Linked DNA regions of Homo sapiens: region 2 is linked to region 1. The links are chromatin loops, found by intact Hi-C in ENCODE. Cell type or tissue: pancreas. All regions are shown on one strand.

Evidence for each region. A loop is a pair of places that touch in the nucleus more often than their neighbours do. Peaks named below come from ENCODE experiments on the same cell type or tissue, not always from the same donor. Only the 100,000 strongest peaks of a DNase experiment are listed, where the experiment ranks them.
Region 2: a loop joins it to region 1, with 3 times the contacts of the local background. A loop is called at or near these places in 104 of 110 quality-filtered maps.

What each region holds. Positions count from the first base shown.
Region 1 is chr1:204,154,879-204,159,878 of GRCh38, forward strand. It overlaps REN (renin), which reads right to left. Exons shown (of 10, transcript NM_000537.4): 5 at 4,521-4,717; 6 at 2,483-2,491; 7 at 1,799-1,918; 8 at 1,300-1,441; 9 at 942-1,040; 10 at 1-299. The coding sequence ends at 138. Among named protein-coding and RNA genes, the nearest start is that of ETNK2, 5.3 kb to the left of the region's middle. In pancreas, no CTCF peak of the experiment used is centred here; no DNase peak of the experiment used is centred here.
Region 2 is chr1:204,365,309-204,370,308 of GRCh38, forward strand. It overlaps LINC00628 (long intergenic non-protein coding RNA 628), which reads right to left and starts at 4,411. Exons shown (of 1, transcript NR_027022.1): 1 at 3,122-4,411. It also overlaps a transcript of PLEKHA6 not described here. In pancreas, no CTCF peak of the experiment used is centred here; no DNase peak of the experiment used is centred here.

The DNA of each region.
Region 1 (5,000 bases):
CAGGGCACGCATCCAGCAGGAGCTCCACATCCAATGTCTCCATCTGAGGGCATAAGCCCAGGCAGAGGGGCATCTCAGAGAGTGTTCCAGCTCTGGGCCAGGGCTGAAGGCAGGGCCTGCCTGGGTGGCAGAGGGCCTCAGCGGGCCAAGGCGAAGCCAATGCGGTTGTTACGCCGATCAAACTCTGTGTAGAACTTTCGGATGAAGGTGGCCCCCAGGGCCCAGGTGGGTCCAGTGGGTGGCGGGATATCCATGGCGTGGATGGCCAGTGTGCACAGCTTTTTACTACTGTAGGATTCCTGGCAGGAAGGGGGAGAGTTTCTCCATACCCAGCACATGAGCATTCTCCTTTCACCTTGCCTGACCCCCAGCAACTGTCTTCAGCAACATTCCCCCTCTCGCCCCCATCTCTCCCCTAGCCACACTGGGCCTCCCTCACATCATGGCCATTTTGCCCCATCGTGGACTGCACCACTCCTATGTTTAGCCCCTGTGCTAGATCCCAGGCAAACAATGCATCAGGCACCGTGCTTCCTTCAGGAGCTTACAGTTTGCCTTAGCTTCTGATCCTAGACAAGTTATTCAACTTCTCTAAGCCTATTGATTATGAAAAGAGGGTAAGAATATAGGAGCATAGGATTCTTGGGAGTATTTGATGAGAAAATGGAGATGAGGGAACAGGCATAGTGATGCCCAAACATGGCCACACATTGGAATCACCTGGGGAAACTGAACCCCAGGTGCCACTTCTAGAGGTTCTGATTTAATAGGTATGGGATGTGGCCCAGGTACCAGGATTTTTCAAAGCTCTCCAGGTGACATGCACAGCCAAGTTTGAGAACTACAGTTCTAACATGACCTGTGCATTGTAATCTGTCACTCTTTGAGGGTCTCTGTCCAGCCTTTCTCCCTGCCACCGAGGGGGCCGACTCGAACCTCACCTGAAATACATAGTCCGCGCTGGTGAGCGTGTATTCTTTGCCTCCCAGGTGGAAAGAGATGTCGGGGAGTGTAGGGCCCTCGTTACACTTCACGACATACTGGGGTGGGGGGCAAAGAGAGCCTTCTTGAGTATGGAAGACGTCTCAGCAGACAAGGAGTCCTGCGCTGGTGGCCTGGTCTCTCTGCTGGAGAGGGCTGGGGACAGTGCCCCGCCCCATGGGTGACCAGCCACATGTGTGGAGAGTGTGAGGTGAACAAGCGAAGGCCTGAGATGGCCTCATTTGCCTGGGGGATTTGTGAGCCGATACCAGGTGGCGCTCCCCCCACCCACAGCACCTTCCCTCTTTGGCTTCTTACATCAAACAGCCTCTTCTTGGCTCCCAAGGCCTCCATGAGCTTCTCTATGGAGCTGGTAGAACCTGAGATGTAGGATGCACCGGTGTCTACCAATGCCAGGCAGCCGTCTTCACAGAGCAAGGTGGATGACCCCACAGACACCCTGGGGGAGGCCACAGTCAGACAGACAGACAGACAGACAGACAGAAGGCTGATGGGGCACCTCCAGGCTGCATGTCCTTCCTGAGTGTGGGTGGGTGGGTGGAGGCCACGCTGGTGGCCTGTTGAGGCAGTGAGTAGAGGAGGGAAGGTACTGTCACCCTCCACCACTTCTCCCCAGGCCCCTCCCTTCTCTGTTCCCCAGCCTGGACAGAGCAGGCAGAGAGCAAATGGTGGCTGTGCTTAAGAAGTGGCTGCATTTGGAAAGAGGGCAGGATGGTAATGCAGTCCTTCCCCACCCTCCCCAACCCCAGTGACGGCAGCATTTTTTGGAGCCCGGGGAGGGTTGAGGATTTCTGACCCCTTCATTTGAATCTGCCAGACACCAGTCTTGATGAGGTTGATATAGTGGAAATTCCCTTCGTAATGCTGGGGGTCGCTGCCTCCCAGCACAATCTGTCCTCCCAGCGATTGGGAATTCCTAAAGGAAAGATCAGAAGCTCTTGGAAACCCATAACCTCCAGGACCCAGCAACTCAGGCAATTGGGGAAGGTTGCACAAGGGTGCAGGGGAGGACAGAGGGCTCTAGAGCAGAGGAATGTGGGACAGACAGCCAGGCTCGGAGCTGTCGTTGGGAAGCATGCAGAACATACTGCTTCTCTGCCTTTCTTCCCCTCCCCAAGACCAACCAGAGGTTGTTCCAGGGTAGTCCAGCTGTTCCCCCAAAAAGCATCCCCAGAGAGGTCACAGAAAAGGAGCAGGTACAAGGACAGTGAGTGGATGTGAACAAGACACAAATGGACACCCCTCACTCTTGGGTTGCTGCTGATTGAGCAGGTGCATGGGAGGGGACCCTGGGGAGGCTATTGGGTATGGGGTGGGCAGGTGGCATGGAGAGAGCAGGAAGGAGAGACAGAGAACTTCGGCATCTAGCGGAGGCTGGGCTTGCTGATGTGAGTTTTGGGCCGGTGGCGTGTGTAATTCTAGGTCAGGTGCTCGGGGAGTACTGGAAGGTCACAGCCATGTGGGGGTTTTGTCTCCTTACTCGGAATCTCTGCAGAGAAAGAGAGACAGCAGAAAGGAAGCTTCATTTCATGCCAGCCTCATCAGCCCTGCTGTTTGGCAGGGTGGGTGTTATGTACTCTCTTTGCCCTTCAGGCAATGGAGTCACCAAGAGGCGAAGTCACTTGCCTGAAGTTACCCAGTCCATGAGTGAACAAGTGGGGGACTGGAGCCAGGCTCCTGGTGCCCCGTCTGGAGCTGATTCCCCTCACCTTCCTTTCCTCCTCACTGCACTTGGCTCAGGGACTACTGTAGGCCTAGTCTCCAGGGCATGCCTGTGTGTGTGATGTGTTTTTCCAGAATTCATACTAGAATTCACACATGCACATGTGTGCATGGGTGTGTAGGTGTGCATATGTTATTTTGTGCAACTGCAAACTACTTGTGTTTTTATAAATTCGGAATGTATGTGTATATGCTAGCACAAATTCCCTCCTGCCTGTCTCTCAACACTTCAGTATCTCTCTGGATGTTCCCTCCTTCCCATCCCAAGATAAAAGAAGAGGCCAGCCCTCTCCTCTGCAAAACCTGGCTTCTTCCTGTCTGCTGGAACCTCATCTCTTTCAAGGCCTCCAAACTCCAGTGCCCCCATTTAGCTCCTCTTCTTTCCACATTTTTAATCTCTTTCTTTCCATTGGCTTCTTCCTCCACCTACAGGCATCACTCGAGCATCCTCTAGCATTTAAAAACACCCACCCTTCCTCTTCTGCTTCTGGATCTCACCCCCCACGCCACCCCCCATTCCCTTCCCTGTTGAATGTCCCAGGGCAGCCTACATCTCATGACCTCCACTTCCTGACACCCACGTCGTCCACCTCTTAACTTCTTGCCATCTGGCCTTGCCCCCACTTCCTCTAAAACAGTTCTTCTAAAGACCACCCCTGAATGCAGAGCCGCCAATTGGCCTTTTCTCAAGGCCTCACTTTCTATCACCAAACCGGAGACTCCTCTCCATTTTACTGTGAGATTTCTCTGAACTCTGATCCTCTCCTCTATTCTTTTTGCCACTGGCCTCATGTTCTTACCCTTGTGACTTTTTTTTTTTTTTTTTTTTTTTTGAGACTGGATCTCACTCTGTTGCCTTAGCTGGAGTGCAGTGGCACAATCACTGCTCACTGAAGCCTTAACTCCTGGGCTCATGCGATCCTCTCGCCTTGGCCTCCCAAAGTGCTGGGATTACAGGCATGAGCCACTGCACCCAGCCCCTTTTGCCTCCAGCTCTCTTGTCTCCAACTCATGCCATCTTTCTAAGCCCAGCAGTTTGGAGTAGAGCCCAACCCTGCTCAAGAGCTTCCCCAAGGCTGGCTGAGCTGCATATAAGCTCAGCCTAGAATTGAAAAGCATCCATGGTTTTCAGCACCACACTTGCTGCCTGCCTGTGACACTCTTTATGTTGGAATATGTCTTGTCTTCCCTGTTAGCCTGTAAGCTCTATGTGGGTAGGGGAGTACAGATTCTGCCTTGTTCACTGTGTTCACTGCTGCACCCCCAGAGCCTACCACAGTGCTTGGCACATAGCATTTACTGAACTGATGAGTGAGCAAACAAACGAATGAAGGATCTAATGGATGACTGAAGTTGGCTGTCTCTGTGTGGGAGGAGCCATGGCCCTAACAGGCAGGGCTACAGGTCACAGTAATCCCTTATTTACCATCGCCCCCACCTTGCATCTCCTCTTGCTCCAGAGTGGCGCTGTCTATTAGAATGTCCTGTCATGCTGGGAATATTCTCTATCTGCACTGTCATAAGACTGTAGTTACTAGCCACCGTGGCTGCCAGGCATTTGACGTGTGGCTAGTACAACTAAGAGCCACCAGTTGAATGCTTAATTGATGCTTAACTGTATTTAATTAATTTAAATTTCAATAGTGCCTTCCATATTGGCTAGTACAGCTCTAGATATTGATTGGCTGTCACCTAATTACAAACACTTTACAATTCTGGCCCAGACTCTCCTTCCACTCCCCATCTCTTCTCCCCTCCTGTCCCCCCACCTCAGCCCTTGGAGTCCCAGTCCCCACCTGTTGTAGTAGAAAGAGAAGACGTCCTCTTTTAGCACCCCTTGGGAGATGATGTTGTCGAAGATAGGGGTGACCCTGCCAATGGCCTGTTCAATGAAGCCCATGCCCACAACCCCATCAAACTCGGCCAGCATGAAGGGTAAGGCGGGCATCTCCGTGACCTCTCCAAACATCTGTGTCACCGTGATTCCACCCACCTGTGGGAGGAAGGACCAGAGGAGACCAAGCCCACTGCCCACTCCTTGGTTGGAGTCTGGTCTGGGCTTCCACACTAGGGATCCCAGGGGCACACATGCTCCAGGGTACAGAAATCGGGGTAAGAGTATTTCCTCAACCCTGCACGCACACACTCTGTGCCAATACACATCTCTGCTGCGGAGCCCAGAGAGAGCTAGAGTTGACCAGGGATCGGAGAGCAGAGGCTGAGAGGGTGGTCCTGCCAAGCAGCAAAAGAAAAGCTGCCAAGAGCTCCTCCCCTCC
Region 2 (5,000 bases), 210 kb after region 1:
TTGCAGCATTATGGCCTGGAGGCAGGAAGATCAGTTGGAAAGCTTCTACAATAATGGAAGTGAGAGTCCATGTGGGCCTGAACTCAGGCCATGGCTATGGAGATATCGAGAAGTGGGTGGGTTGAGAGATATTTGGGAGGAGAATTGACAGGACCCATGGGGGAGGCATGAGAGCGGGAAAGGTTGAGGGTATCTCCGAGGGCTCTGCTTTGCTGGTATTTCTAGAAAAGATGGAACCGGCACAGAGAAGCAATGACTTCAAGTCTGGACACAATGAATTGAGGGAGCTCAGAAGAAAGCTCTGGGCTGGTAGCTGAAGCAGAAATCAATTATGCCTGTGTTGTTTGTCTCCCAATGTTTATCATGCATGCATTCATTTCAGGAAATACTGGATTGCTATCATGCACCAGAAAGGTTCTAGGAGGGAGTGAAAAACACAATAGCCAGAATCTGCTCCCAGGACTTACACAGCAGTGGGGGGACCAGAAATACATAACCAAACAGATACATAAACAAACGTGTTTCAGGTAGTGCCAGGTGCTGTGAAGAAAAGTAAGAGTAAGAGTGTGGAGGGGTGGGGGAATTCAGGCAGAGCAGTCAGGCATGGCCTCTCTGAGGAGGTGACATGGGCTAATCGAGAAGTCGGAACCAGGTGTGTGGAAATGGGAGGACAGTGCTCCCAGGCAGGGGGAACAGCAAGCGCCAAGGCTCTGAGGTGGGAATGGGTTTGACATGATGGTGGGAAGGAAAGATGGCAGCACAGCCAGCCAGTCATGGGACACGAGGTCAGAGAGGTGGACAGGTACGTTTCTAGGGACTGGTGAGATGCCGTAATACATGTGAAAGTGTTTAGTGAACAATCTCTAGAGCCATGTACCAAAAGGAATATGAAGATGGTATCTGCAAGAGGGAGAAAAGAAGAAACAATTCACAATTCTTAACTGAAGCAAGAAGCATTTGGGTCCAAACAGGAAAAATTCAGTCTATAACTGTCATGTGATATTAGAATAATTTCCAGAACAGATACTTTGAAAGGAAGACGAAGAAGGAGGAAGAGCAGGAAGAAGAGGAGAAAGAGGAGGAGGAGAAGGAGGAGGAACAAAAGAAAAAGAAAAAGAAGAAAAGAAAGAAAAGAAAAATTTGCTTTCGCTTTAAGAATATGGTTAACAGGCCCAGGCATGGTGGCTCACGCCTGTAATCCCAGCACTTTGGGAGGCCAAGGTGGATGGATCCCTGGAGGCCAGGTGTTCGAGACCAGCCTGGCCAACATGACAAAACCCCATCTTGACCAAAAATACAAAAATTAGCCAGGCATGGTGGTGGGCACCTGTAGTCCCAGCTACTCAGGAGGCAGAGGCACGAGAATCTCTTGAACCCCGGAGATGGAAATTGCAGTGAACTGAGATCGCACCACTGCACTCCAGCCTGGGTGACAGAGTGAGACCCTATCTTAAAAAAAAGAAAAAATAGGTTAGCGGCTAAGCTGATGTAGGTGGTAGATGGTGGCAGATCTAAGTGCTGGCAGATCTTGGCGGTGGGGGATTGGAAACGTAACCCCTCCTAGTACAGATGGATGAGGATTTCAAAGCAGAGAGGGACGGAAAGGGGATGAGACAAGGGTCCTCCCTGCCCTGGCTAGACTGGGGCTCCCTCTGGTGGTGCCATTGCCCCAGGAGGCTGGGCAGAGGCGCTTCACCATCCCTGCAGAATCTGAGGCCAGACCAGAAGGTGAGGCCCACAGGCCTGGGCACGCTGAGCCTCACCCTTGCGAATGAAACCAGATGGAGAGACCCAGGCCAAGGCAGAGAGAAGTGAGTTCAACTGGGTAGCTCATGCACCACCCCAGCCCAAAGAGCTCTGTCTTCTGCTTCCAAGATTAAGTCCAGGGCAACTTCCCAAGGCACACCTTTAGCCACGGCAGGAAATAAGGGCTCCCCAGCCCACAGAGGGGCCTGACCAACTCCTAGGAGGAAAATAGGGCATCTCCGCCCACACAAACCACCCCCAGAATCGCAGATGCCCCCATCCACAAGAGCAAGAGTGACCGGAGCTGGCCTTGCCACCACCAGTCTGATGTCCTCCTTCGTACACCCCACGGACACCTTCCCTTCCCACTGCCTCCACATCCTGCCCCGCGGCTGCGTCTCCTGCCTCTGAACCTCTGCCTGTGTGTCTAGAACAGCCTCGTTCCTCTACTTTGTTGAGCCATCTCCTTCCCACCGGTACAGCCCAGCCCAACACTCCACCCACCCCACCCCAGGAAACTTACCAGGACTGACACTGGTTACTGCCCAGGCCAACATAAACAGACGCACTGATACATACGTTCCCATCTCTATCTCAGCTCTCAGGAGCCTCGGCACCTCCTAGCCAATCACAGACCCAGCAGTGCCTTCAGTGAAAAACCAGACACTTTAACCATCTCTCCTCCTGACAAGGATGAAAGTAGAACCAACAGCGACATCAGAAAGGAAACTGCGTCTTACTCACTTGATGAAATACACAGCTCCTTCCTGGGTGGAATCCACTTCCCAGCCCTTGGGCAAACCTGTGAGGAAGCAAAATCACCAGAATGAGATACCCTGGGATCAACCTCTCTTCCTCTCTTCCCACAAACCCCACCTGCACTTAGGAGGGATGGGTGCCTGGACAGTCAGGAAAATCCAAATATAAGCCAGCCGAGTTCAAACCAACCATTCCATCCTTTTTTGTCCGTGATTTCTAGCAGTGAGATTCCCAGCAAATAATGAGAGATATGGGAGTGGACGGGATGTCCTCCGTCAATGAGCGGTGAAGTGACCGAATGAATCATAGCCTGGCAGGATGCACTTATTCATTCAACAAATCTTTACTGAGCATCTACGATGCGCCAGGCCCTGTGCCAGCCCCTGGATACAACAGTGAACACACAGATGGTTCCCCTGGAAGTGTCCTCAGGATCATCTAACCAGAAGGGCAGGTCACTTGCCCCAGGAACTCATCACAGATCATTAACACCTAAGATCCGAGTAAGACTCAAGTCTCCAAATACCAGGCCAGCGTTATGGCCATCAGGCTGTGCTCTTTCTGGACAGGAAACCAAGGACCTAGGAAATCAGCCCCAGGAAAATGAAGAGACTTGCAATTTTTAAAATCTTTAATAGTGTCTCTGAAAAAAAAAAATTATCCATGGAAATGCTCAGAGGAGAATCACAGAATCTCAGTGTGAGCAAGGAAGTTGACAGTGGCCAGGAGGCACCCAGGCAGTCCCCACAGGTGGCCATAGCACCTCCATCTCCAAAGATCACTCATAGGCACTATCTCATCCTGCTCGCTCTCCCAAAACAGCCACCCTGGGCAGCATCCCGCCTCCCCGGCAAACAGGATTCCTTCACCCCATGGCTGAGGAGGAGGAGCCTTTTGAGAGACCCAAGAGAGTCCACTGTCAGAGGTGGGGACAGTCAGGGAGCTGGCTGAGAACATTCCTTTTGGGAGTGCGAGCCTCCTGGCTGACATATTGGAAAACAGGTGGGGATTCTCTTGATGGACAGTGACTGCCACCTTTCTGGTCAGTCCACACGCCTGCCTTGTGTATGAAGTCTTACGAAGCATAGCTATTCACTGCTGGTCTGACTGTCTCCTGCCATGTTAGCAGCTGCTTTGAGGCACCAGCTGCTGGGGAGCAGTGCCTGGGTTCTGCAGAGTGGCAGGTCCAGTTTCTAATCATTCATTTTATTCACCTGTATTTATCAAGGGTCTATATTTCCACAGTTGCTGCTGATGGTGATGCTGCTGTTTCAGCAAAACAGGGCAGCCAGCAAGCCCAGCTCCTGCCAGGACTTGGCCCACCTATCACACCAGCTACCACTTAGCGAGTACTTCCTTCCTCTAAGCTATGCACTTTGCCTCTGCTAGTGCATTTAATCTGCATAGCAACATTATACAATAGGTGTCCTCCGAAACATTTTCGCCGATAACAGATGAGGAAACAGAGGCCCAGACAGGTTCATCAACTGGCTCAAGGTCACACAGGAAGTGTCTGGGCCGGGATGTGAGTGCTGCTGTGCTGTCTCCAAAGCCCACACTCTTTCCTCTGTGCCGCTCCATAAATGCTACTTGTTCCCCTCTGTCTCTGTGGGAGGACGTTGCCATTCAGGAGGGCGTGGGTTGGCAGTCTCCCCAAGTAGAGGGATCCCCATTGGGTCAGAATCATAAATAATTCTGCCACTGTGATGTGCCTGGGAAAGAGGCCAGTATGGATTATGTCCCCTGCCTTTTTCTAGCAACTTCCCTCCACACTGCCCTCTCTGCCTGGGCAACACCAAGAGTGCTTATATTCCCATCCAGGCGGAGTGCCCGCTGAGGCAGCTGCCCTCGCGGCAAGCTCCGGGGGCATCTTAACCCCTTCCCAGCCTTAGACAACCAGTTGGCTGCAGCCAAAAATGAAAGCATTGGCTCACAGGCTGGTATTCATCTTCCACTCCTACCTAGGATGATAATGAGGTGGAAGGACTCAACCTGTAAACAGCTGAAACACTGAAGGTGACACCACCATCAACCTGGTAGAAGAAAACAGCCCTGGCCTTAGAGTCAGGAGGCCTCGCTGCAAGTTGGAAATACAATGGTGACAATAACAGCAGCAGCCACCTCCATTTTGGGAGCCACCTCTCTGATGTAATGCTACTACTTTTTTGAGGTTCATAATCCTCTCCCCATTATAAAGATGAAGAAGCTAAGTCCAGGAAGAATTAAACCCCTAGTGCAAGAGCACACTGGAAGCAATAGAACCAAGATTGAGCTCAGATCTCTCTGCCTCCAAAATGTATGCCTTTAACCATGACACCACTTTGCTTATTAGTCAAATGGCCTTGAGCCAGGTACTTCCTCTCTGTTCTTCAATGTTTCTACCATAAAATGAAGAGTCGAACTCCATGATCCCTGAAGTCTCTTCCAGAAATGATCCCAGCTCAGAAGCTAAAAAGAAAAGGACTCTGAACAAGCCAAAGGCTTCATCCTGTGTG